Regions from separate parts of the Homo sapiens genome. Here regions 2, 3, 4 and 5 are each linked to region 1. A link is a loop called in an ENCODE intact Hi-C map of the cell type or tissue named here. Cell type or tissue: PC-3. All regions are shown on one strand.

Evidence for each region. Peaks named below come from ENCODE experiments on the same cell type or tissue, not always from the same donor. Only the 100,000 strongest peaks of a DNase experiment are listed, where the experiment ranks them.
Region 2: a loop joins it to region 1, with 6 times the contacts of the local background. A loop is called at or near these places in 5 of 110 quality-filtered maps.
Region 3: a loop joins it to region 1, with 9 times the contacts of the local background. A loop is called at or near these places in 4 of 110 quality-filtered maps.
Region 4: it touches region 1 in a loop (11-fold over the local background); 2 of 110 quality-filtered maps call a loop at or near these places.
Region 5: it touches region 1 in a loop (12-fold over the local background); 16 of 110 quality-filtered maps call a loop at or near these places.

Annotation. Positions count from the first base shown.
Region 1 is chr14:60,486,476-60,491,475 of GRCh38, forward strand. It overlaps a transcript of C14orf39 not described here. Among named protein-coding and RNA genes, the nearest start is that of C14orf39, 2.9 kb to the left of the region's middle. In PC-3, CTCF peaks have their summits at 1,896 (motif pointing left) and 2,096; no DNase peak of the experiment used is centred here; H3K4me3 peaks cover 102 bases; H3K27me3 peaks cover 1,454 bases.
Region 2 is chr14:60,263,488-60,268,487 of GRCh38, forward strand. The region is part of intron 1 of PPM1A (protein phosphatase, Mg2+/Mn2+ dependent 1A); the gene reads left to right. Among named protein-coding and RNA genes, the nearest start is that of PPM1A, 17 kb to the left of the region's middle. In PC-3, a CTCF peak has its summit at 3,082 (motif pointing right); a DNase peak (open chromatin) is centred at 3,084.
Region 3 is chr14:60,329,157-60,334,156 of GRCh38, forward strand. No RefSeq gene overlaps it. Among named protein-coding and RNA genes, the nearest start is that of LINC02322, 8.5 kb to the left of the region's middle. RefSeq lists enhancers at 2,440-2,679, 2,700-2,769. In PC-3, a CTCF peak has its summit at 2,848 (motif pointing right); a DNase peak (open chromatin) is centred at 2,855; H3K4me3 peaks cover 1,240 bases; H3K27me3 peaks cover 39 bases.
Region 4 is chr14:60,062,544-60,067,543 of GRCh38, forward strand. LRRC9 (leucine rich repeat containing 9) reads left to right here. Exons shown (of 33, transcript NM_001395648.1): 33 at 780-4,274. The coding sequence ends at 819. All of the region lies in intron 1 of PCNX4-DT (PCNX4 divergent transcript), which reads right to left. Among named protein-coding and RNA genes, the nearest start is that of PCNX4-DT, 27 kb to the right of the region's middle. In PC-3, a CTCF peak has its summit at 2,144; a DNase peak (open chromatin) is centred at 2,168.
Region 5 is chr14:60,347,504-60,352,503 of GRCh38, forward strand. No RefSeq gene overlaps it. Among named protein-coding and RNA genes, the nearest start is that of LINC02322, 27 kb to the left of the region's middle. In PC-3, a CTCF peak has its summit at 2,597 (motif pointing right); a DNase peak (open chromatin) is centred at 2,588.

The DNA of each region.
Region 1 (5,000 bases):
GCAAGCACAACTCAAATACATATTAGTTGAATGGACATTTTGAGACTGACTCATTTGCTCAGTTTCAAATAAAGTACATTTTCTGCCCAAAATGCTGTCTTTAGGTAATTTATGCTCTTAGGCTTTGTCTGCCTATCCAAAGTGAAATAAAGAGTGTAAACAAAATCATTAAGCAGTTCAGTCCTCCAAAGTGCCTCAATCCTTTGTATATTTCTCGTAGAAATGTTTTTAACCGTAAATGATCACAATAATTGTCTCAAGTCACCAAAACCTAAGCTGTTTCACGGAATATTTAAGTGAAAAAGAAGGTTTCAGAAGTTTTTCTTCCTTAAGTGCCTCAGATCAGATATGCATAACCAATTTTATTATAGTGTGCTGTCATATTGCTCACTAGTTGGTATTAATATTCAACAAAACTAACATGTTTTGATAATGTAACAATTTAGCAGATTTATTCTTTTGTGTGTGTGTGAAAAATCTTTTACTTAGTTTTTCCAGCTTTATTGAGGCATAATTGACAAATAAAAATTGTATTTACCACGTACATGATATTTGGACGTATACATACATTGTGAAATGATCACCACGATCAAGTTAATTTGTATAACACATCCATCACCTCATATAATCATTTTTGGGTGTGTGTGGTGAGAACCTTTAAGATCTACTCTCTTAGCAAGTTTCAAGGACACAATACAGTATTATTAACTATAGTCACCATGCTGTACATTAGATCTCCAGAACTTATTCAATCTGCCTAACTGAAACTTCGTACCCTTTGACCAACATATTTCCTCATTCCCACCTCCTCCCTCCCCCAGCCACTGGCAACCACCATTCTACTCTCTGCTTCTATGGGCTCAGCTTTTTCAGATTCCACCTACAAGTGAAGTCATATAGTATTTGTCTTTCTGTGCCTGACTTACTTCAATTAGCATAATGTCCCACAGGCTCATCCATCATCCATGTGGTCACAAATGACAAGATTCCTTCTCTGTTAAAGCTGAATAAAAGTCCGTGTGTGTGTGTGTGTGTGTGTTTATCCATTCATTGACAAATGAATGGATAGGTTGAGTATATATCTTGGCTATTGTGAATAATGTTGCAGTGAACATGAGAGCACAGACATCTGTTCCACAAAGTGATTTTATATTCTTTGGATATGTATTCAAAAGTGGGATTGCTGGGTCTTATGATAGTTCTATTTTTAAATTTTGAGAAGTCTCTTCACTGTTTCCCTAATGGCGGTACCCATTTGCATTCCCGCAAAGAGTGTACAACTTTTCCTTTTTTCCATATCCTTGTCAACACTTGTTGCCTTTTTTATCATAGTCATTCTAACAGGTGTGACGTATCCTATTGTGGTTTTGATTTGCATTTCGCTATGATTATTGACGTTCAGCATTTCTTTATATATCTGTTGGCGATTTGCACATCTTCTTTTGAGCAATGTCTATTCAGGTCCTTTGCCCATTTTTAATCAGATTGTTTGTTTTCTTGCTTAGTTGAGTTCCTTATTTAGATATTAACCCAAATTTACTCTTATTACATTTGTTTATATTTATTAACTACTTCTTTTTAGGAAAACATAGGAAAGCAAATATAAAGTGTAAATCTATTTTGTCTTACTGGCACTACATTGCTATGACTGTCAAGAAAATTTAGTAGGTAAAAAGTTAGTCTACTTCAATTTAACACTAGATTTTCTTATGAAAATTTGTAGAAATCTAGAAACACCACCTTACTGAGATCTGAAAATCAATTTATTTGCATTTAAATTCACATCTATACATATCCTAATTACCCTCATAAAAATATACCTAAGTTCTACCAACACCACTACCATCTATCTTATTCCATTCCAAAATTTTCTTCTGGAAAAGCAATGAAGATGCTCCATCTACTGGAGAGTTTTAAATAAATTTTATTTCCCTCTCTCCCTATTCCCTCTCACTCCAGTGAATTACAGTGCTCCATTTGAAAAATTATAGAACTTTGACTCAGATAAACATTTATCTTAACAAATCATTTTCTGGGAAAGTACTCCCACAAGATAAAATTTTCCTTATCTATTATTGACACCTTTGCCTCTTGATCCATAATCAACAATCTGAAGAAATCCATTACTTAAACCTGCTGCTCATTCTAATTGCACGGTATTCCTTTTCTTCCTTTTATTGCTTAATTTATCTAATAGGAAGCTTGTGTTTCCTACCTACAATTCCTCTCCACTCATTTCCTAATTGACCTTTTCAATTTAACTACTATCTCCATCACATTTAACTACTTTCTCAGGTAATCAAGACAACATTTTAATTCCAAATCTTATGGTCTTTTCTCAGTCTTATCCTCCTCCCTTCCTTTTTTTCTTACTCTCTTCCATACTTGGTTCCATTTAAACTCTCTGCAATCCTGACTTCCAAGACACTACTCTCTTCTGGTTCTCCCACCTCTCCTATCTGCCCCTCAGATTTCATCTTCTATTTCTTTCCCCCTCACCATCACCATGGACTCTAACCAAGATTTTTTTCCTTAACTCTACCCTTTTCTTTTTTGGGGGTCATGCATCCATAGTAACTTCAATTATCACACCTGTGCTTATGAGTCCCAAATCTTTACTTCCAGTCCTATCCTATTATCAGGGAGTTATCCAAATATTTATCTTTATATGCTTTCCATCAATCTTGATTTAACCTGATCTAAATCCAAAGTCATCTCCCATAAATAATTATTCACAAAGTCTTGCTGATTTTTTCTTTGATATTTTCTTTGTATGCATCCAGTCAACTCTATAAACAATCTTTGCAGTCAGGCAGATATGGATTTAACTTCTGGATCTGTCATTTGTTAAGTCAAAACTTTGGGCAAGTTTCTAATCCAAGCTTTCGTTTCCTCACATATAAAGTGGAAATTGTAATAACTCCAACATCATGGAATAGTTATGAAGATTAAATAAAATAATTTCTATAAAGCCCCTAATATAATGCCCAGCACATAGTATATAGAAAATATAGAAGACATTGGAATGAAACTTCTTCAAATTCCAGCTATCAAACATATGATCCTACTTAAATCTTCATTAATCTATCCTCCTTCTGTTCTGTTACAATAGTGGAACTCTCTCTCCTCTTACCTAAAGCCAATTCCTCCACCTGTATTTGAGTACCATCTCCTCTTACCTCCTCAGAAGCGTTAAAATATCAAATATGCCTTTTCTCTTATGTGTATTCAATCTCTTCCATTTAATTGGATCCCTCTCATCAGCTTTAAACATGGTCAAGTCTATACCAGAAAATGAAAGAGAGAGAATCTTCCCTAGACATTAAAGGTTTTATGAGTCAACATCATATTTCTCTCACAGCCAACCTGATTTCTAAACAGTTGTCTAAACTCACAGTCTCCCTCCTCTTTTCTTACTCCAATCTGCCTTCCAATGCCATTATGCCATAAAATTTGTTCTAAGATGACAATGACCTCATGACACTGAATCCAATGAACATGTTTCAGTCATTAACTGACCTGACCTCTGCATTATCACTTTTCCTTCTTAAAACACCGCAGTAGCTGCATGATTTTTCTCCCATCTCTCATAATTTTCTCTATCTTCTCTTTCAGCCTCCTCTCCTTCCACTCAGCCATTAAATGTTGTAAATCTCAGATTCAGTCCTAGGCCTTTTTTCATCTGTACTCCATGTGCATGGTTTCTAATGCAACCACTATACAGGTGACTCACAATGTGTATCTCTAGCCTAGACCTCTAGTATCAATCCAAGTCAGTAATTGCAAACAACAGAAATTAATTCTGGCTGATTTAAGCAAAGGTGAAATTTGTTTGAAGAATACTGGGACCAGGCATGGTGGCTCACACCTGTAATCCCAGGACTTTGGGAGGTCAGGGCACAAGGATTGCTTGAGCCCAGGAGTTCAAGACCAGCCTGGGAAACACAGAGAAAACCCATCTCTATAAATAAATAAATGAATAAATAAATAAATAAATAAATAAATAAATAAATAGGTGCACACCTGTAGTCCTAACTACTTGGGAGGCTGGGGCGGGAAGATCACTTGAGCCCAGGAATTCAAGGCTGTGGCGAGCTATGATCGCACCACTGCACTCCAGCTTAGGCAACAGAATAAGATCCTGCCTCTAAAAAATAATAATAAAGTAAAAAATTTTAAAAATGTTACTGTGTAACACAAAACTCCCCAGAATAGCTAGAGAACCAGACTCATGTGCTATACAGCAAGAAGCAAAAACCAAACTCATACCACAGATTTGGTAGTCGAGACACCATCACTACAACCAAGCACTGAGGACTGCAGCTCACATCACTATCATGAGCACTACCACAACTGCCCTACAAACTCTATCTTACTTTAACTGTCACCTATTAACAGATAGGATTCTTTCTAGGGCACACTTGCTGGTGTCACTCATTCCAATTCAAAATCTTGGGTAGATATATTTCATTAAAGAAGCCTATGACACATAAATCTCTTCTTCCTCCCAGACTGTTAGGGTAAAATACTTTCCAAACATAAGAATTGGATTTAAATGCTGGGCAGTCAAAAGGAAAAGCAACTGTTCATGACACCTATCCTGAGTTCCAGACCCACGTATCTAATTGCTGACGTGATAAGCTATCTTAGTCCATCCTGCACTATAACAAAACACCACTACCTAGATAATTCATAAATAATAGAAATTTATTTCTCACAGTTTTTGAGGTCAGTAAGTCCAACACTGAGGCACTGGCAGATTCAGTGTCTGGTAAGGGCACACTCTTTGCTTCCAAAATGGTGTCTTGTTGCTGTCCTCCGGAGAGGACAAATGCTATGTCCCAACATGGTGAAGAGGACAAAGTCTTTCCCTCAAGCCCTTTTATAGGCACTAATACTAAGCCCTCATCACGCCTCTTAATACTATTACATTAGGGATTAAGTTTCAACATGAATTGTGGAGGGACACAAACATTCAAACCACAGCACAAGCTCAAACA
Region 2 (5,000 bases), 220 kb before region 1:
CTCATCCTTTGAGTTTTTAATATCAACATTTTAAATTTTATTTTTTTAGCTTCAAAGGTGTGCATATGCTTGTTACATGGATATAGCATGTATAATGGTGGAGGTTGGGCTTCTAGTGTACCCATCACCCAAATACTGAAGGTTGGACCCAATAGGTAGTTTTTCAACCCTCACCCTCTCCCACCCAATTGTTTTTATTTCTGAAAGTAATATTTCTTTCTTGGTCTGCCTGATAATTTTTTTATAGTTTCTTATTTTTCGTTAGTTTTCAAAAAATACCTTGTTGGGCATTTTGTCCATAGATGTACTATCTTATGTTTGCTAATTCCAATATCGGAAGTCCTTAGGAAGTTGTACTTAAGGTAGTTTGTTTCTTTCTGTATTTGGTGATTTTTTTTATGAGCTAATATTTGATTAAACCGAATATTTCTCCATCCTCTGTATAGTTGCCTACAATGTAATTTCTACTTTTTTTTTTTTAGCATAAAAGAGTTTCATTTTCCTTTTTATACTCAATAACTTGTTTAATTAGCCAGTATTTTTACCAGTTTCTTTACTTATTGTTCCTTGCATCTTCTCTGAGTCCACTTTTCTTCTTGCTGAAGTACATCCTTTAGTAATCCTTTTAGTAAGAGGCTGGCTTGTAAATGTCCTTAGTTTTTGTGTGAAAGTATATTTTATGCATTACTTTGTTTTTCAGCTAGATAGGGAATTCTTGGTTGATAGGTTTCCTCCCATCAGCAACCTCAGTATATTATTTCATTGTCTTGTGAAACTTGGCAAACTTGGATCTCTGAGAAGTTCGATCTCTGCCTAATTGTTATGCTTCTGTATGTAATTTTTTTTTTCTGGTAGTTTTTTAAAAGATTTCTTTTCTTTATTCTGTCACCACTACTTACTGTGTGACCTTGGGCAAGTTCAAAATGGATATAAAATTGTATCTGTGTCATAGGGTTGTAATGAGGATTAAGTTTTAAAGCACTTAGAACAGAGCCTTGCATATTATAACTGTGACATGTTAATATTTGTTTTATTTTGCCATACTTGATATTCTAAACACATTTCTATGATATGCTTAAGTATGTTGTTTTATCCATAGCTCCTCTTTGAAATACATTGTTGATGGGAAGATTCATATCTTTCTTTGTTTCTAGAAAATTCCTTAGCCTTCATATCTTTGAATATTCATTTTCCAATATTCCTTCTTAGTCTCTGTATTATGTTCTAGGTGGTTCCTCAGTATCATTTTCTAATTTACTAATTCACACTTTGACTTTGTCCAGCTAGAGTTTATGTGGCCTCAGTTCCAGTGAATTTTTTTTAAATATTCAGGCTGTCTCTCTAATAGCCACCTATTCTGGTTTGATTTCTGCCTATTTTTAATTTTTCTTCCTTTAATGACTATTGTGGCTTCCTTTTAACATTTGAAATTATTTTCAGATTGTCATTTTTTCTTCTAGAATGAATTACAGTTGTTGATTTTATTGGCTGTCCATCTTAGTTTAGTTTTCTTTGTGTGTTTTGAGTTTGCTTTTGCAGTCTCCTATTGACTGGAAGTTTTTGTTGTGTTTTCTTTTTCACTCTTCTTATCCAGTGTTTTTACATGCACCTACATCTCTGTCTAAAACCACATCTTTATATTGGAGGCTTGATTCCCTTGATTCTTGGTAACATCAGGATCAGGCTTCTCTTTCCAAGAATAAGACACAAACTAAGATCTATATTTCTTCTCACTGGACACATAATTTCATCTAAACCGTAGCCCCATGCAATGGTTAGTAGTAGCTTTTTCTGGCTCCTTTCATTGGTTGGAAGAGCCTCTCCACCCTAGGTATTGGTTTCAAGCAGTGAGCCTGAGTTCTATCCCAGCCATGCATGGGTACCTTTTTAGTCCCTGTTACTATCCCTACAGGATGTGGACTTTTGGCCATCTCTGTTACTTGAGCCCAGAAGGCTCACAGTTTTAGCTTCAAAAACTGCTTTGTATTTAAAGAGTTCAGTGGCTTGGTCTTTTTTAATATTTTGTTTGTATAGTTAATAAATATTTAACATACATTAAAATGTTTGGAACAGATACATTTCAAAAGTGAATATACAAATCCATTTGGTTGGAAGTTAGTCCATTTTGTGTTGCTATCACAGAATATCACAGACTGGGTAATTTATTAATAATAGAAGTTTATATAGCTCTTGGTTCTGAGGGTGGTAAGTCTAAGATTGAGGGGCTGCGTCTGGTGAGGGCCTTCTTGCCAGATGGAAGGCAGGAATGCAAGAGAGCACAAGTGCAAACAAGGGCAAGACGGGGCCAGACTCGATTTTACCAGGAACTCACTCCTAAGATAAGGGCATTACTCAATTCATGAGGGCAGAGCCTTCATCACCCAGTTACTTTTTATGGACTCACTGGTTATTACTGTCACAATGACAATTCAATTTCAACATGAGTTTTGGAGGTGACATTCAAATCATAGCAGAAGTCAATGTTTAAAATCAATGTATATCCTACATACCCTTCAGAAAGATACTAGTTGACTCTCCTACTTATGAGAGGTATATTTTTTTATTCCTTTGCCAATATTGGGTGTAATAATTTTTTAATCTTTGAGAAGGTAATGTATAAAAAACAAATTTGTGTTTAATAGCTAGCAGGATTGGTCATTGCTCCATATATTTATTACCCATTTATATTCTTTTATTTATTTAATTGCCTGTTCACATTCATTGCCCATTTCTTTTCCTTTAAGGTGTTCATTTTTATTGTCTTTTAAAATAGCTGTTTGTATATTGTAGTAATGTTAACTTTTGTGTATATATTGCAGATGCTTAAAAGACGTTTGCTTTTCAGGTTAATGAGCTTTATTTTATAGTGTAGGAGTTTCTTTTCTCTGGAGTCACTTTTTCTTATTCCTTTGGAATCAGTCTTTTCTTGTCATCCTTAGAAAGTCCTTTCCTACCATAAGATTACAGAAATATTTGCATACATCTACTGGTATTGTTTTATTATTAATACTTCAGACTTCAATCTTTAATCTCTTGGTATTTATTTTAAGGTGTGATGTTGAAGGGATTCAGCTACCCACCACTGGAGGGCAGGAGTGGAAAAGATCAGCTTTCAGGCACCCATTATTGAATCTCTCTGTTCCCAGAGAGCTCTTTCTGGATTCTCAGTTCTATTCCACTGATAAATTTATTCCTGCATTAGTATTGCCTCTTAAATACTATAATTTGGAATCAAGTTTAAATATCAGGTATTGCAGATTCTCATGATTTTAAGAATGTTTTGGCTATTCACATTTATTCATATATATTTTGAAATGATTTAATCAAGGTCTGGGAACAAAAAGGTCCAGTTGTGATTATATTGAATTTATAGATTAAATAAAGGGAGGATAACCATCTTCACAATTTTGAATCTTCCTATCCAAGAAAAAGAAGTGTGTGTTATTCTGAAGCCCTCTTCTTAAAAAGGTTCTATTTCTTGTTATTTATTTAGATATACTTTTATTTCTGTTTTAACTTTCTAAGTGATTACTGTTAATCATTTTCATATATGGTTTTCTATAGTCAAATAATCTTATTGAGTATTTTTTTCCCTATCATTTCAGGTTTTGAGTTTGCCATCATGTCATTAACTGCAAATAGTTGATCTCCTTATAATTTTATGCCTCTTTTTGTTAGCCTTGGCTTATCTCAATAACCATTATTTCTACACATTGCTGAGTTACAGGGATAAGAGTTGGTGTCCTTGTTCTTTTTTCTTTCCTGGGAATTGTTCTAGTACTGAGATTTCCTCTTTGGCTTGAAGTAAGTATTATATTAAGGAATAAATTTTATCAAATCCCTTTCAGAATATGATGAGATGATCATATGGATTGTTTTTAACTTTTAAAAAGATGACTTACATTAGTCAGCTGCCTAATGTTGGCTCATTGTTACGTTCCTAAAATGATCCCTATTTGGTGATTTGTAATATATATTTTACTGACTTTTTGGCATCTGTATTAATAAGTATGTTTGGACTATAGTTTTATTTTTTTAGTGCTGTCTTTGTCAAATTTTATAGAAGGATTATGATAGGTTTGTAAAAAGAATTGGAAATTTTTTTCCTGTAATCTATAGATAACTTAGGTAATTTGAGAGTTACATGTTTCCTTAGGGCTTGAAGGATCTTGTTTTGAAATAGTCTTGCCTGATGCACTTTTATTTTTAATAGCTTATTTTGAGAACAATCCAAATTTAAAATTTGCAAAAATAATACAGTGAACTTCCATATTTATTTAAATGGCCAATTGTTAACATTTTTCCACATTAGTTTTACAGACTTTTTTCCCTGTGTATGTGCATATATGTATTCATATTCTCTTGGCATGCACACACACATTTTGTTATTTTTTAGTTTTGCTGAACCATTTAAGACTCAGTATGGACATCATGAACCTTTACTCTTAAATATTTAAATGTGTGTCCCCTAAGAACAAGGACTATCACTTTCTCTTACATAACCATAGTTCAATTATCAAATTTAGGAAATTTAACATTCATACAATACTATTATCTAATATACAATCCATAGTCAGATTTTATCAGTTGTCCCAGTAATGTCCTTTATAACAATCTTCCCCTCCCCATTCCTTCACCCTTTGCCTTCATCCAAGCCAGTCCATAATCACATATTACAGTTTGTTGTGACCTCCTTGGTCTCCTTTAACCTGGAGTGGTTCTTTAGTCTTTTTGCATTTTGTTTTTCATGAGCTCTGAAGTTTTTTGAGGGATAGTTCTTTAATAACTTTCTCATATTGTTCCAGGTTTCTGGTCTTCACTCTAGCACTAATTGAAAAAAAAAAAATTTGTTTTCCGAGAACTGTTACTTTCCTCCATATTTTCAAATTTATTAACAGAGAATTGTACAGAGTGATTTATTTTACAACAATAAAATTCTATTTGTGAGGTGAGTATAGCCTGTTTGGCTTCTAATTTTAAATAATTTTTTTAGTTAGACT
Region 3 (5,000 bases), 160 kb before region 1:
TCAGCCTGACAATGGGCTGCCTTTGTTTCCTGTAAATAGAATTATTCCTTTTGACTTAACAAGAATTCTGACACACTGAGGGTCCTCCATACATGTGAAGCTATCATTGTGATTATTCAGTAATTGCCAAGAAAAAGGCATACCTGATGGAGGAACCCTTATGTTTGAAAGAATAGAATAAAGTTTTAATTCCTTTTTTATGCATTTATCTGGTGGAGGGTGCTTTGGCCACATGCGAACCTTTCCCCAGTAACGTGGGTTTGTGTAAAGTAGGAGTTTGACTGTGAGGCATTAAGAAACATGGACTTCCTGTCTCCATTTCTGGGAACCCTTAGGTCACATGGAAAATGCAGGGCCTCTGGTACTCAACTTCCCTGGGACCATGTTCTGTTAACCCTACCACCTTTTAAATTCTCCCTCACCCTCATCATGTCCTCACTTCCCTCCTTACACAGCTTCAATTCTGTGGCCAGGTTTTGGAATGATTCCCTTATCTCTGCCACAGGATCCAAGAGCTATGTTTCAATGATTTCCAAAGCCTGAAAGTCATTGTATATCCACCTTAGATAAGCCAGAAGAAACTAACCTACCTTTCAAATTTATTTGCTTTTGGCTACAGCAATAGTAATTTATTATGGTACAGTGGGTAAGTATTTTACCAATTGCTTATTAAGGCTGGAGTGCAATGTCGTGATTACTGCAAACTCCACCTCCTGGGCTCAAGCAATTCTCCTGCCTCAGTCTCCTGAGTAGCTGGGATTACAGGCCTCTGCTACCACGCCTGGCTAATTTTTGTATTTTTAGTAGAGACAGCGTTTCACCATGTTGGCCAGGCTGGTCTGGAACTCCTGACCTCAAGTGATCTGCCCCCTCTCAGGCTCCCAAAGTGCTGGGATTACAGGTGTGAGCCACCACACCCAACTACATTAAGGAGTATTTGGAAGTTCATACAAGAATGCCACATAAGGCCACAATGAATAGTAGGTGTAGTTGACTGTTCTGTCTCTCACATAGACATACAAGCTCACAAATTGACACTCGTGCTTAAGTCAATGAACTCTATTATAAACTCATGTGCACTCATTTTACAAACATGGATTTTTGCATTCTCTTTTAAGCCATCTGTTGCCTATGTAGGATCCTGGTTTTTAAAAATCTCTCATATCATTTTTACAGTGTACAGTTATGGTTGTGTTTACACTTACTCAAGATGATTTAGGGTAGTAAGCATATGGATGAACTTTAAAACTTTTAAATTGTTATGCATATATTTTAAAACATATTTGAAAAAATATGTAGTTTATCAGACTATCATTTCACAGAAAGTAGGATGCAAGCAAGTTTTTAAAAATGGGTTAATAAAAACATGAAGTCACATTGTACTGAGATACAACAAAAATAACACAAGGAATAACAATAATAAATAATAAAATTAATAATAAAAATTAAAAATATCCTAAGTGGTAAGGGATGACCACAATTTAAGTTGCAGATTCATCTATGATTCAGGGGGACCAAAAAAGTCCACTGCGGTTGGCCCTAGAGAAAGGCTCCTTCACGAAGTATGCTCCAGTCTGCCTTTGCCCAACGTTCCATTAGCGCTCACTAGCAGACATATCAAAACAGGTACCAATGACTTAAAAAATTATTTTTCTACAACTCAGGAAAATTCTACCAAACAATTTTATCAGCGGGACACCCTCTGTCCACTCTCTGGACATCTGTGTCTAATGTGATCATGGCTTTAGATCTTCAGAGCTTACAAGCATTAGAAACATGCCAGAAATCTACTCACAGCAAAACTGTTTTTTTAGAAAATCACACAGAATTGAAAACCCGGTTTAAAAAGCTCCATACAAATCATGAGCTATTTATCACTTTCCTTTAATACACTACCATTTTACTCCAAGAGCCCCATTTAACAGAACTTCAAAACTGAAAGTGGATTTATTTACATTTTTTATGAAGAAACAATGGTATATACTCTTAATCACCCAGTGTTTCTCCACGGGGTTGCTAATGGCATTGGCAGAATGTTTAGCATCGCTGGTTCTTGGGTGCTAAATGCCAGTGGCACCCTCCTCCAAGTCTTTGTGACAACCAACGTTGCTCCCTGACATGCACGTGCGCGCGCTAGCGCACACACACACACACACACTCTCTCTCTCTCTCTCTCTCTCTCTACCTGCCCTCAGTGGGGCAGTACTGCCCTCGCTTGAGAACCCAAACTGCCTTATGCTGAAAAGAAACCTGAGACCCAGGGAAGAGAAGGGCAGTAGGGATTTGCCCAAGACCTACACCAAACTGGTATTGTGTTCGGCTTTCAGGCTGCAAAGAAGAAAGCGTTCAGACCATCTCAGATGTGGGGGGATTATAGAAAGTTTACACGGTGCAGGCTGGCGGGTGTGTGGTGAGGAGACCCAGAAAACCATTTCAGGGATCTCCCAGCCAGGCCTAATGGAGAAGAAGAAGACTTTTTCTCACTGTTGCAAGTTCAACAGCAGATGTGAGGTCTCAGGGGCTGCTCTGGGGACTTGGCCGCTTTGTCACCCGTGCCGGAAGCTCACAGGCCCCGGAGATCCCGCCTTCTGACTGCATCGCCCTCTGCCTTATTTTTTCTGCTTTGCTTCCCCTCAAACTGTTTCCTTACTGCCTCTGTCCCTACTCCTTTCTTTCTGGTTGTTTTACGTTCACAGTTTCCTCAAGAAAATACAAACAGAATCATTAAATATCACCAATACACAGAATCCCTTTGGAACGGAGTTTTTTTTGCCAGGCTACCCGAGAAGCCGCTGGTACCATCCAAGGCTGCTTTGGGCTAGAGCCAACAGCTTATTTTCTCCAGCAGGGGGCAGCATCGCTCGTTGGCATCTTGAGGTTCACTACTCAAGGTGGGCTTTGAAGTCAGATTGCCTGGGTTTGAAAGCCAGCTCCATAAGCCCCTGTGTAACTTCAGCTGCCTGTGCCTCCGTTTCTCATTTGTAAATTGACACATTAATAATAAAATGACTTCAAAAGATTTGTGTTTATGTGTGCTGGCAGGGGAAGGAAGTTTAAATGAGAAGGCATTAAAAATAACTCAAAATACAATGACAATCTTCATACAAGTAGAAAAAACAAATTATTTTGTCGTTCTTAAAATTTATGTAGAACCACTGTACTGGCATAACAACAGACACATAGATCAATGGAACAGAATAGAGAACTCAGATACCACCCATGCATTTACAGACAGCTCATTTCAGAATTACCATATGATTGAGCAATTCCACTAGTGGGTATGTATCCAAAAGAAAAAAAAAATTAAGGCCTGGTGCAGTGGCTCACACCTGTAATCCCAGCAATTTGGGAGGCCGAGGTGGGCAGATCACTTGAGCCCAGGAGTTCACGACCAGGCTGGGCAACATAGTGAAACCCCATCTCTACAAAAAAAATACAAAAATTAGTCAGGTGTAGTGGCGTCCATCTGTAGTTCCAGCTACTCGGGAGGCTGAGGTGAGAGACTCGCTTGAGCCCAGGAGGTGAGGCTGCAGTGAGCTGAGATCATGCCACTGCACTCCAGCCTGGGTGACAGGGTGAGACTCTGTCTTAAAAAAATAAAAAAAGAAAAAGAAAGAAAGAAAGAGAGAGAGAGAAAGAAAGAAAAAGAAAGAAAGAAAGAGAGACGGAAAAAGAAAGAGAGAGAGAAAGAAAGAAAAAAAAAAGATAGATCAGTATATCAAAGAAATATCTGCACTCCCACCTTTAGACAAAGGTGCCGAGAACATACAATGAGGAAAGAACAATCTCTTCAATAAATGGTGCTGGGAAAACTGGATAACCACATGCAGAAGAATGAAACCAGATCCCTATCTCTCACCATATACAAAAATGAAAGCAAAATGGATCAAAGCCTTAAATCTAAAACCTGAAACTATGAAACGACTAGTAAAAAACGTTGGGGAAATGCTCCAGGACGTCGGTCTGGGTGAAGACTTTTTTGTATAAGACTTCAAAGGCAGAAAAGAAAAAAAAATAGACAAATGGGATTACATCAGGCTAAAAAACTTCTGCACAGCAAAAGAAACTATCAACACAGAGACAACCAACAGAATGGGAGAAAATATTTGCAAACTATCCATCTGATAAGGAATTAGTAACCAGAATATATAAAGAGCTCAAACAACTCAATAGGAAAAAAACCCCAATAATTCTATTTAAAAATGAGCAAAAGATTTGAATAGACATTTCTCAAAAGAAGATATATAAATGGCCAAAAGGTATATGAAAAAGTGTTCAACCTCACTAATCAGGAAAATGCAAATCAACACCACAATGAGATGTCTCACACAGAATGGCTATCACGAAAAAAATATCAGGGAATAATAGATGCTGGCAAGGATGTAGTTAAAAGGGAATACTCATACATTGTTAGTTCAAATGAAAATTAGTACAGCCACTATGGAAAACAGCATGGAGGTTCCTGAAAAAACTAAAAATAGAACTACCATATGATTTAGCAATTCCAATAGTGGGTCTACATCCAAAATAAAGGAAATAAATATATCAAAGAGATATCTGCACTACCATGTTTACTGCAGCACTACTCACAATAGCCAAGATATGAAATCAACCTAAGTATCCATCAGTGGATGAATGGATAAAGAAAATGTGGTTTATGCACACAGTAGAATAGTACTCAGCCATAAAGAAGAATGCAATCCTGTCATTTGCAGCAACATGGACGGAACTGGAGACCATTATGTTAAGCAAAATAAGCCAAGCACAGAAACACAAATACTGCATGCCCTTACTCATATGTGAAGCTAAAAAAGTGGGTCTCATGAAGATAAACAGATTGGGGTCAGGCATGCAGTGGCTCATGCCTGTAATCCCAGCACTTGGGAGGCCAAGGCAGGCAGATCACCTGAGGTCAGGAGTTCGAGACCAGCCTGGCCAATGTGGTGAAACCCCGTCTCTACTAAAAATACAAAAATTAGCCAGGTGTGGTGGCGTGCACC
Region 4 (5,000 bases), 420 kb before region 1:
TGTAAACAGCAGATAAATTCAACTTTCTGAAACCGTGAAGGCTAAGAATTTTGTAAATTCTTCCGAATTTTCTTTAAAATTCCTACTTGCCTCCTTCTCCAGTCTGAATCTAGCCCTAGAGCCTAGCTCAAAGCCTAAGAACATTGCTAGTTCTCATTAAGAATACACTCTTCTGCTCAACACTTGACTTCTTAGATTCCCAAGTATTACCTGTCCCCCATCTTCCTGGCATCCCTGCTCCTGCTCATCTGTTAAAATGACCTACCTCAGCAGCAGATCTAGCTTAGGCTTGGCTCTTGCTGCACTGACTCCTCCTGCTTTAATCAGCCATGTCCCACTGAGTCCACAGTATTTTTTTTTTTTTTGAGACAGAGTTTCACTCTTGTTGCCCAGGTTAGAGTACAGTGGCACAATCTTGGCTCACTGCAACCTCCACCTCTTGGGTTCAAGCAATTCTCCTGCCTCAGCCTCTCGAGTAGCTGGGATTACTACGGGCATGCGCCACCATGCCCGGCCAATTTTTTTATTTTTAGTAAAGGCAGGGTTTCACCATGTTGGCCAGGCTGGTCTTGAACTCCTGACCTCAGGTGATCCACCTGCCTCAGCCTCCCAAAGTGCTCGGATTACAGGTGTGAGCCACCAATGGGATAATTTTGTCTTTTTGAAATTGCGCACATCTAAAATACAGAAATTATTTATTGCAGAATTACCTTAAGTTAGCTGATCCATTACAAAATTAAGTCACCACTATTTGACTAATTAAATCTTATTTCTTACAGAATTTTTGGGAGCAACTTTCCAAGATCAAATCGAATGTAACTGCCTAAAGAGAAATGAGCATACACCAAGAAACTCACCTGTTTAGTAGTTGTACAAAAACTAGCGGACAGTGGTCAGTTAAAAAAAAAAAAAAAAGATAATCATGTTACTTAAGTTACTGAAGCACTTCAGTTCCATATGAAGATAATCTATTACCCTTCATGAACTTGATTTAATATCACCTCTCTTAAACTTTCTTTATGGTTATCTTTAGTTATTTGTTTGAATTTCTATATCATAAAAATCATCAACTATTACATCAGACTACAATTTGAAAAGACAAAAGTGACATGAAACAAAGTCCAGAGAACTGAATGCTTAGTTCTAGTATTAGAAACATTTAGTCATGAAATGTCATTATGAAAAGTCATAGGAAGATATTGAGAAAAGATAACTTTAGGAAATAGGCATACTTTCATTTGTAGAGTATCTATTCATTTGAGATTACACAAAACTACAGCACATTTCTTACCAAACACAACTATTACTAAAGCAAGATGAGTTTTGCTAGTTGAACTACAGATTGGTTTTTAGGACTGTATTTTTTTAAAAAATACCCTCAAACCAGATCGGCCCTCAAAATTGTTTAGAGATGCAAATTGTGGGCATCAATAGTAGTTTCTAAATGTGGCTAACCGTGGGTGCAACCAGTCCTTCATGCTCTAAGAATAAAAAAAGCGTCCGATTTCAAATACAAATCATTTAATTACACCTACAGTGATACAAGTTTACAAGTAGTTTCAGGCTGAAGAGAACATGTATTCAAACTGAGTGGACACATTTAAAAATATGACCTTCAATAATTATACTTCACTGAACTTTTCTAAACTATTACATTGCATAGTACTAGGACGTATCACAGATTAATCAAATGTGGTTATGAATTTGCTTGTTACAGTTACTAAAATTGATAACCAAATTGCCAATCATATTTTGATATAAATGAGCTCCATCATTCATGAAGTATTCTATTCAAAATTTTAAAGTTATTGGCTCAACAGTACACATAGTTTCATAATATTTTATACTTTCCTTACACGAAAATAAATTATTTTAACTAAAATATGTAGACTTTATAATCTGTCTGGAAATAGTTTTAAAGGTACTTTGGAAATGATATAATTCCAATGTCTATGCAACAATTTTGTATTTTTCTTTTTAAATGCTGTATGTCTTTACTTTAATCATGTAATATTTAAAAGTTCAAACCTAATTACAGATTGATTTTGCTCTTTGTAATGTGTGGTTTTTAAACAACTATTACATTTAGGTGGAAATAGGATCTTTTGTTTAAAAACAACTATGCAGTTCTTAAGATGTCCAGAAGATGTCTTTGTTGCCCTTTAGTTTTGACAACTGCTTTCATTATAGTGTTGTGACAGTCTACTCTTCACTATTTATTACTAAATTGGCATCATCTTCTTTTTTTCTTTTATGATTATGTATAAATTAAATGCTGAATATATGTTACTTTTATAATAAAAAGTGTCTTAAAATAACAAAGTGGGAAAATAAATGTAATAGGTTTCACTGGAGAAAAATGTTCAGAATAGAAATATATAAAGCAGAAAAAACATAACTTACACTGTATTCACTTAGCATTTTGGCATATTTTCTTTTAGCCATTTTTCCTATGGACTTTTAATACATTTGAGATCTTCATGTGATTTTTATGTACACATTGTTAAATTTTGAGCTATTTATAATTCTTAAAAATTGTTAATTAAATGTCATCTGAGCCGGGCGCAGTGGCTCACATCTGTAATCCCAGCACTTTGGGAGGCCAAGGCAGGCAGATCACAAGGTCAGAAGTTCGAGACCAGCCTGGCCAATATGGTGAAACCCCATCTCTACTAAAAATACAAAAATTAGCCAGGCGTGGTGGTGTGCTCCTGTAGTCCCAGCTACTAGGGAGGCTGAGGCAGACAAATTGAGCAAGACTCCATCTCAAAAAAAAATTTTTTTTTCATCTAAATTTCTGAGTAGCTGGAATTACACCACCACGCCAGGTGCAGTGGTTCACGCCTGTAATCCCAGAACTTTAGGCGGCCAAGGTGGGCAGATCACCTGAGGTCAGGAGTTCAAGACCAGCCTGGCCAACAAGGCAAAGCCCCATCCCTACTAAAAATACAAAAATTAACTGGGAATGGTGGCGTACACCTGTAATCTCAGCTACTCAGGAGGCTAAGGCAGGAGAATCGCTTGAACCAGGGAGGCAGAGGTTGCAGTGAGCTGAGATGGCACCACTGCACTCCAGCCTGGGTGACAGAGTGAGACTCCCTCTCAAAAAAAAAAAAAAAAAAACTGTAAAAGAGAGTAAACTATTTATTCATCAAGGTATTTCACTTAGATAAAATGTATAATTTATCCAGTAAAGTTATTATGTCTTTGCTCCCAGCAAATGTCTTGATTTATTTTGCAAGCAAATGTATGATTATATAACTTGTTTTCATTAAAGACAATTCCACAAACAACCTGGTAAGCTAGAAATTAAGGCACTTTATAGATTAGAAGCCTCCAAAGCTGAACCGAATACAGGCAGTGTGAAATTAGTCTGATTTCTATATATAAAATTAACTGCGATTAATTGTCCAATACAAACTTTACTATTTACTTCCATTTTTAAAAAAATTTTTGTAGAGATGGAGTCTCACTATATTGCCCAGGCTGGTCTCAAACTCCTGGCTTCATGTAATCCTCCTGCCTCGGCTCCCGCAACGTGCTGGGATTATAGGCATGAGCCACCATGCCTGGCCATTTACTTCTAATTTTTCTAGTCTTAGATTTTTCTGACTATTGACACAAAATTAACTGATTGTGAATATATTTTTGCCTAGAATATCTAGTGTGCACTATGTATGTGTGTTTGCAGGCACTCCTGACTAGTTTACAAATAACCCTTATATTTAAGTAACATGCCATTTCACTCTTCATAAGCTATCTTACATTATGAAAAGTGTTTAATGTTTTAAAACATTAGATCTCACTCTTAGTCATGCTCTAGGCTCTTGGCTTCAATTAAATATTACTTACATAAAGGGAGGTAAGATTATTATAATATTCTATTAGTAGAAGCAAGCACTTACGGCCAAATTCCTTTGGTTATTCAGTGAAGCTAACCAAATCATTTTGGTTATGGGCTAGAAACCGGCTGGTTTTTCTGATGCCTTACTATAAAACTTAGAGCTTCTGGACCACCTGCAAGTGCTAACTATGTGTTCATTTTTCTACATTTTCCTCCCTTCTCCATTATTGAAGTATTTTTGAAGAAAAACCTACGCTGAACTGCAATTTAAATTCTCAGTTGCCTTTTAGAACTAGGTCAGTAAGAAATACCACAGCTATTTTATTAGTAATATTATTTCTGCAAGTTTTTACTTTACAAATATGTAAATTATACCATTCTACTGTTACTGTTTTTCTTTCCATTGTGAATAAAATTGTTTTGTAAACTACTCAAAAGACATTTCTCAGACTTAATTTACGCATTTTTATCTTAAGATTTTTGTTTTGGTAATGATTTTTCCTTAAAATTAAGCTAAAATGAATGATTTAATAGCAAAGACATACAATGTTGTAATATAAAAATAGAATAGCACATTCAAAGGAACTTAGAAGTAGCTTTGAAGGTATTAGTTAGCTGAAGTCAAATTATTTATCTTTTATATTTTATTAAGCACTACCTTAACTATATGCTCTTTTAGGTAAATCAAAAAGTCAGTTTATCAACATTGTCATTTTCCATATAAGATTCCAAAGATTCTGAAATGCTAAATTTTAAATTAGAACAGATTTTTTCTAATATCATTAAAAATAACAGTATTTCTATATGCTCTAAATAAAAATCCATTGAGATAACATAGTTTGTTTTTTCAAAATAGTTACATTTTGATCAAACATTAAAATAGAAAGGGATGCGAAGAATTTTTAACAAATAGCATTCTATATTTTCATTTGGTTTTTAATTTTATAATTGTAATTAACTTCTAAATGTTTAAAAATATTTTATACCAGCAGTTAATTTTAAACATTATAAATAGGAAAAGAATTAGTGATAATCTTACTATTTTTGTAAACCACAAAAATAACAATGACTATAGTTTAAATAGAAAAAAGATATGGTGATATGATTTTTGTTTGTTTCCAGTGGGGTTGGAGTGATTTAAAAGCTATAGCTTTTA
Region 5 (5,000 bases), 140 kb before region 1:
GCTTGACAACGGATCTCTTAGAGATTTTTGCTCAGTACCGAAGTTCTAATCACTCTCTTATCTCAGCCACCCTCAGGAATCAAGAAGCAAACCTCCTAGAGAATAGTTCAGTATTGGGAGACTTATGAGCTACTGACTTCTGTTGACTGAATGACAAACAGAGGTCATAGACTCTGCTGCCTGAGTCTGAATCCTGACTCAACCACTTACTGTCTGCCTTGAATAAGTTAATTAACCTCTTTTTGCCTCAGCTCCCACACCTGTAAAATGAGGCTAATAATGAGAATTATCCCACAGTGTTACTGTGAGGATTAAATGAGACAGTACATATAAAAAAGTGTCTGGCATGTGGTAAGCACTCAATTATTATAAGCTATGTTTATGAAAACATTTAAATATAAAATACCACATTAAATACCCATTTTGGTACACAAATTATCTCAACATTTCTTAAAAGCAGATTTTTCCATGCATTCTACTAAAAAAACAGTTTTTGGTACTTAATTGTGGTAGACATCTCCCATAGTATGAGGAATTCCAGAATCATTGATCTGGGTGTTCTTACCTGAACTCACCGGCACAAGAAGAAAACATCTAGAATATGGCTGACTCCTGACTCAGCCTTTTTCTTTTAACAACAGTAGGACTTTTAATCATTGCATTCAGAGTAATACCTGTCAATCACCTTTTTTTCTCTAATTAAATTTACCTGGAGTTCATTTTAAAGACAATAATTTGTTCAGCCAAAAGTGGTTGCATATTTATGCCACAATTAGTTAAGGACTCCACAAATGAACCCCTCTCTCTGAGCCTCTGTGAAGAAAGGAGAACGCAGTTGAGAGCCCAGAAGATTTCAGAGCAATTAAGCCTAGAAATGCAGGTGTTTGAAACACCTGTTTCCCCTCCCTCCCACGCCTGCTGCCCTGGCCACCCTTGTCAGTAGGTTAAAATAATTAACTGACGCTATCGGAAGAAAAGCCCAAGCACTGCTAAGGGCAACAAGTCTCCTTTTCTCCCCTTTCTCAGATTAAATGAGAAAAATAAAAAGGTTCATGGGTGGTCTAAAAACAGGAGAGGGGAAAAAACCTTTCCTCTTCTTTAAAAAAAAAAAGACAAAACCAAGTGACAAGGAAGACATTGTTTCCCTCAAGCAAACTCAGTGGCTTGCTTAAGTTCAGAATTCTATGTTTGTTTTGTGAAAGTGATTGCAGCGCTGTTCATGAGCATGAAAAAAGCTATTTAAGGGATATTTATGTGAGGAAATAAAGCAACTGGGGAGACTGTAATTTTGCCTGACCTGCCTTTTGTGAATACCTGCAAATTTATACTAAATCTCAACAACAGAGTCCCTCCCAAGGGTAAATTGTGGAAATTTTATTGGGACTTTTAAAAATGAAATAGGCCATAGCTAGGAAATCAAGAAATTGTTTTTAAAAATAAAGGAAGTTCAATGTGGCAATTTGATTCAATTTTGGCCATGATGTTTTGTGTATCTCAGTTTTGTTTTCCTGAGTTTCATTAAAGCAACTGTTGAATACTATTTGGCATAACTCGGAAAGATCGTGAAGATAGTTTTGTTTTTATGATTACTGGCACTTTCCCTCTCTATTCAAACGCTTTTATTTTTTTGAGACAGGGTCTCACTCTGTCACCCAGGTTGGAGTACAGTGGCTCAATCTCGGCTCACTGCGACCTCCGCCTCCTGGGCTCAAACGATCCTCCCACCTCAGCCCCCCAAGTAGCTGGGATTACGGACACGCGCCACCACATCCGGCTTTTTTTTTTTTATTTTATTTGTAGAGACGGGGTTTCATCATGTTGCCCAGGCTGCTCTCGGACTCCTGAGGTCAAGCCATTCACCTGCCATGGCTTCCCAAAGTGCTGGGATTACAGGCGTGAGCCACTGTGCCTGGCCTCAAACACAAATTTAAGAAGCTTTATGCATTTTAATTGGAACATGTGATTTTGGAAGACAAGGATGATACAGGCCAGAGGACCTGCCAGAGTTAGGAAACTAGTTCAGTATTTAAGTAAATATGCATGCACCTACACTTTTCCATTTTTTCAAAGATAATCTAAGGTGACTGGTCCAGCTAGACTCTGGATTTGAGTAAAAGCTTTGTGACAATGCCCACATGAAATATACATTGCAGGAAGAGAATGGATTACCACATACTGTTAATTTCGTCCATAATTCTGACCAATGTATATTTTTTATAATGCCTGATGGTTTTATAAGTATTTTCTCATTTGAGGTAAGGCAGGTCTCATAACACCTGTCCTGGAAACGAGGTGGCTAAGGTGTTGGATCGAGGCAGTCACGGAGAGGGAAGGAGAGCATCTCCGGTTATGGAGGGAACCTTTGAGGACTTAAGCAACTGGCCGCCTATACAGGAAGTGGTAAAACTGGGCTCCTGCAAGACCACCTCCATCCCTCGCCCCAGGTTTCTTGACATCAGATCCAGTGCTATTGACACCACCACCCAGGCCAGGTGAATTCTTCTCCAGTATAGCACTGCCTTTTCACAAACCAGTGTTGAGGCTCACTGTTCAAAGTGGCCAGCTCCTGAGAGCAGCATTAATTTTAAATGGCCAGCAGGTGGCAGAGTAAATCCTAGTCCCAAATCTATTTCAGTAGTTTTAAATCATTTGAAACTAACAGCTGAAAACTTCATTATCAGTTCAAATAAGCTTAGCATTTAAGGTTTCATTAAAATATCGGCAATTATAATATGTAATATAGAGACCTAAGACCACTGTCAAACTAAAAGCTGATTCTAACACATGGCTTGCTTTTTTTCCCCCCTGAGCAATCTAACACAGTTGTAAAGTAGTTTTTTGTTTTTAGTTCTGTTTTCCTCTTACTGTGCTACTTAGTGAGAGAGAAATGCTGGCTTGCTACTCATTTTAGTTCCTTTTCTCATTAAGGAAATATTTTTAATAGCTGCATGTGGCATGAATCCACGAACAGTACAGCTCTGTCTAGGTCCAGGAATGTCTTTATTAAGGGTTCGTTACTAAGCACCAGTTTTCCAACTCCTCCTAGCCTGGTGCTCTGGGGAGATAACCCAGAGGAACTGCTCAAATTACATTGCACTCCTTGGCTGTATCCTGGGCGGCTCTAAAGGGAGGCGAATTAGAGAAGACTCTCTTCATCAAAACCTTCCTCTCCTTCATAGCATCTTACTTCATGGTGTCGTAATTTAAAGGATCTGTAAACCTTGAGGCTCCCAAATGCTTTGTTTAATGCCTTCTTCAGCTGCTTTCATGCATTCTTAGCAAGGACCAATAATGATTAAAAGGGGTTTCCATCCAAACATTTGCAGAGATTTTTACTTAAAATACAATCTTCATATAGTGTATCCATACGTATACATTCATTTCCATACATACATGCATTTGCCTTTACATGTATATATATTTACATACATTTGTACAAGGATCAAATCTCATTACAATGAATTTCATTGGATTATCTAATTTCCCATATTATCGTGGAATTTTGCTGCTTCAAATATGTTTTAAGTAAATTAAAGGAATTAGGTTCTAAGTTGTAGAAACTATACCACCTACTATCACATAACTTAAGAACTTGAAAATGTTTAATCTGAATTTAATTTTTTGATATGAGATTTGCCATATGTTCATAGGCATCCATAAATCAATTGATCTTAAAAAAGCACATTGAGATTATACATATAAATATCTAATTATATATGCTTTGTCTTTTTTTCAGAAAAAAAGGTTTCAAAAGGACTTAGAGAATTACAGGTTACAAATATTTTTACACAATTAGCTGCTAAGATTTAATTAAAAATGTATTAACTGATGCTTCTAGAATGACATAATATCTTTTCAAGCTGATATATATTTCAACTGACCAAATAAAGGTAAATGTTAATAGTGCAAGTTAGCTGTCTACTTGCTCTCTAATTCACTGCAGTCAGCAGTTGAAGAATGGAGCTTATTTAGAATATCTCAAATCATGTAATAACACTATTCCTTTTTAAATGAATTCAAAGGAACTAAACGGTATAAGAATCCACCAGTAATAGAACAAGTGTGTTGACGGTAATTGTAGAAGTCATTTTGCCTTTCCTTGAAATTGCAAATTCCATTTCATAACCAGGTTAAACTCCCTTCTGTGCCAATTTCCCCATCAACAAGTACACACACATATTTTTCATAGACCCTGAACCATCCCCTCCAGGATTATTTATTTCCTTATTTTTTTAAGAACAATGTCATACCCACATAAAATTTGCTTTAAAAATGTGCACTTTTGTTTGCTTTTTCCAACATTACATGTTTATTTTACAGATTGGGTTGAGAGCTGGAAGACTTTTTTTTCCTGTTTCATCCTAAAAGCGTAAGGATCAATGCCAATTGTATACTTAGATATCAAGGCAACTTTTCCAGCTGTGCCCTAACTGTTCTCTATTGTGCTCCTTACCATGTCCTTGGTGTCATTTTTCTGATTTGAGTGAAACCTATGCAAGACATTAATTGTGTCTTATTACCGGTTCTTGCTCTTCTTTTCAATCCTGATAGGTATGAATGCCCCAAGAGAAACACAACCAATAAAACAAAACAGCAGTATATTCCTCTATACATTGTTTGTGAAGCAATGAATATGTGAAAAATTCATATTTGCCAGTGTACTTCAGGGCATTTTGGGAGGCCCTTTAAAAAAATCCATTGGTCTGTTTCTACCACAGTACCACTTCAAATCTGACTATTGGGCTGATTTAGCCAGAAGGGCAATAATTATGAATCATTTCCTTTAAATATTATAGCATTTTGTGCATCAGTGCTCAATACTAACAAAATTAAAAGTGCTGGTATAGCAAAACTAGGGAAAATTTAAAATGGAAAAGTATATATGTTACTATAGTTTCAGAATAATTATTAATAAAGCAACATTTTGGCTTGTGTTATCTACAGCCTGGATTAAAAGCAGTGAAGAAATGAGTGAGCTAGTGGAACCTACATCCAAGTTG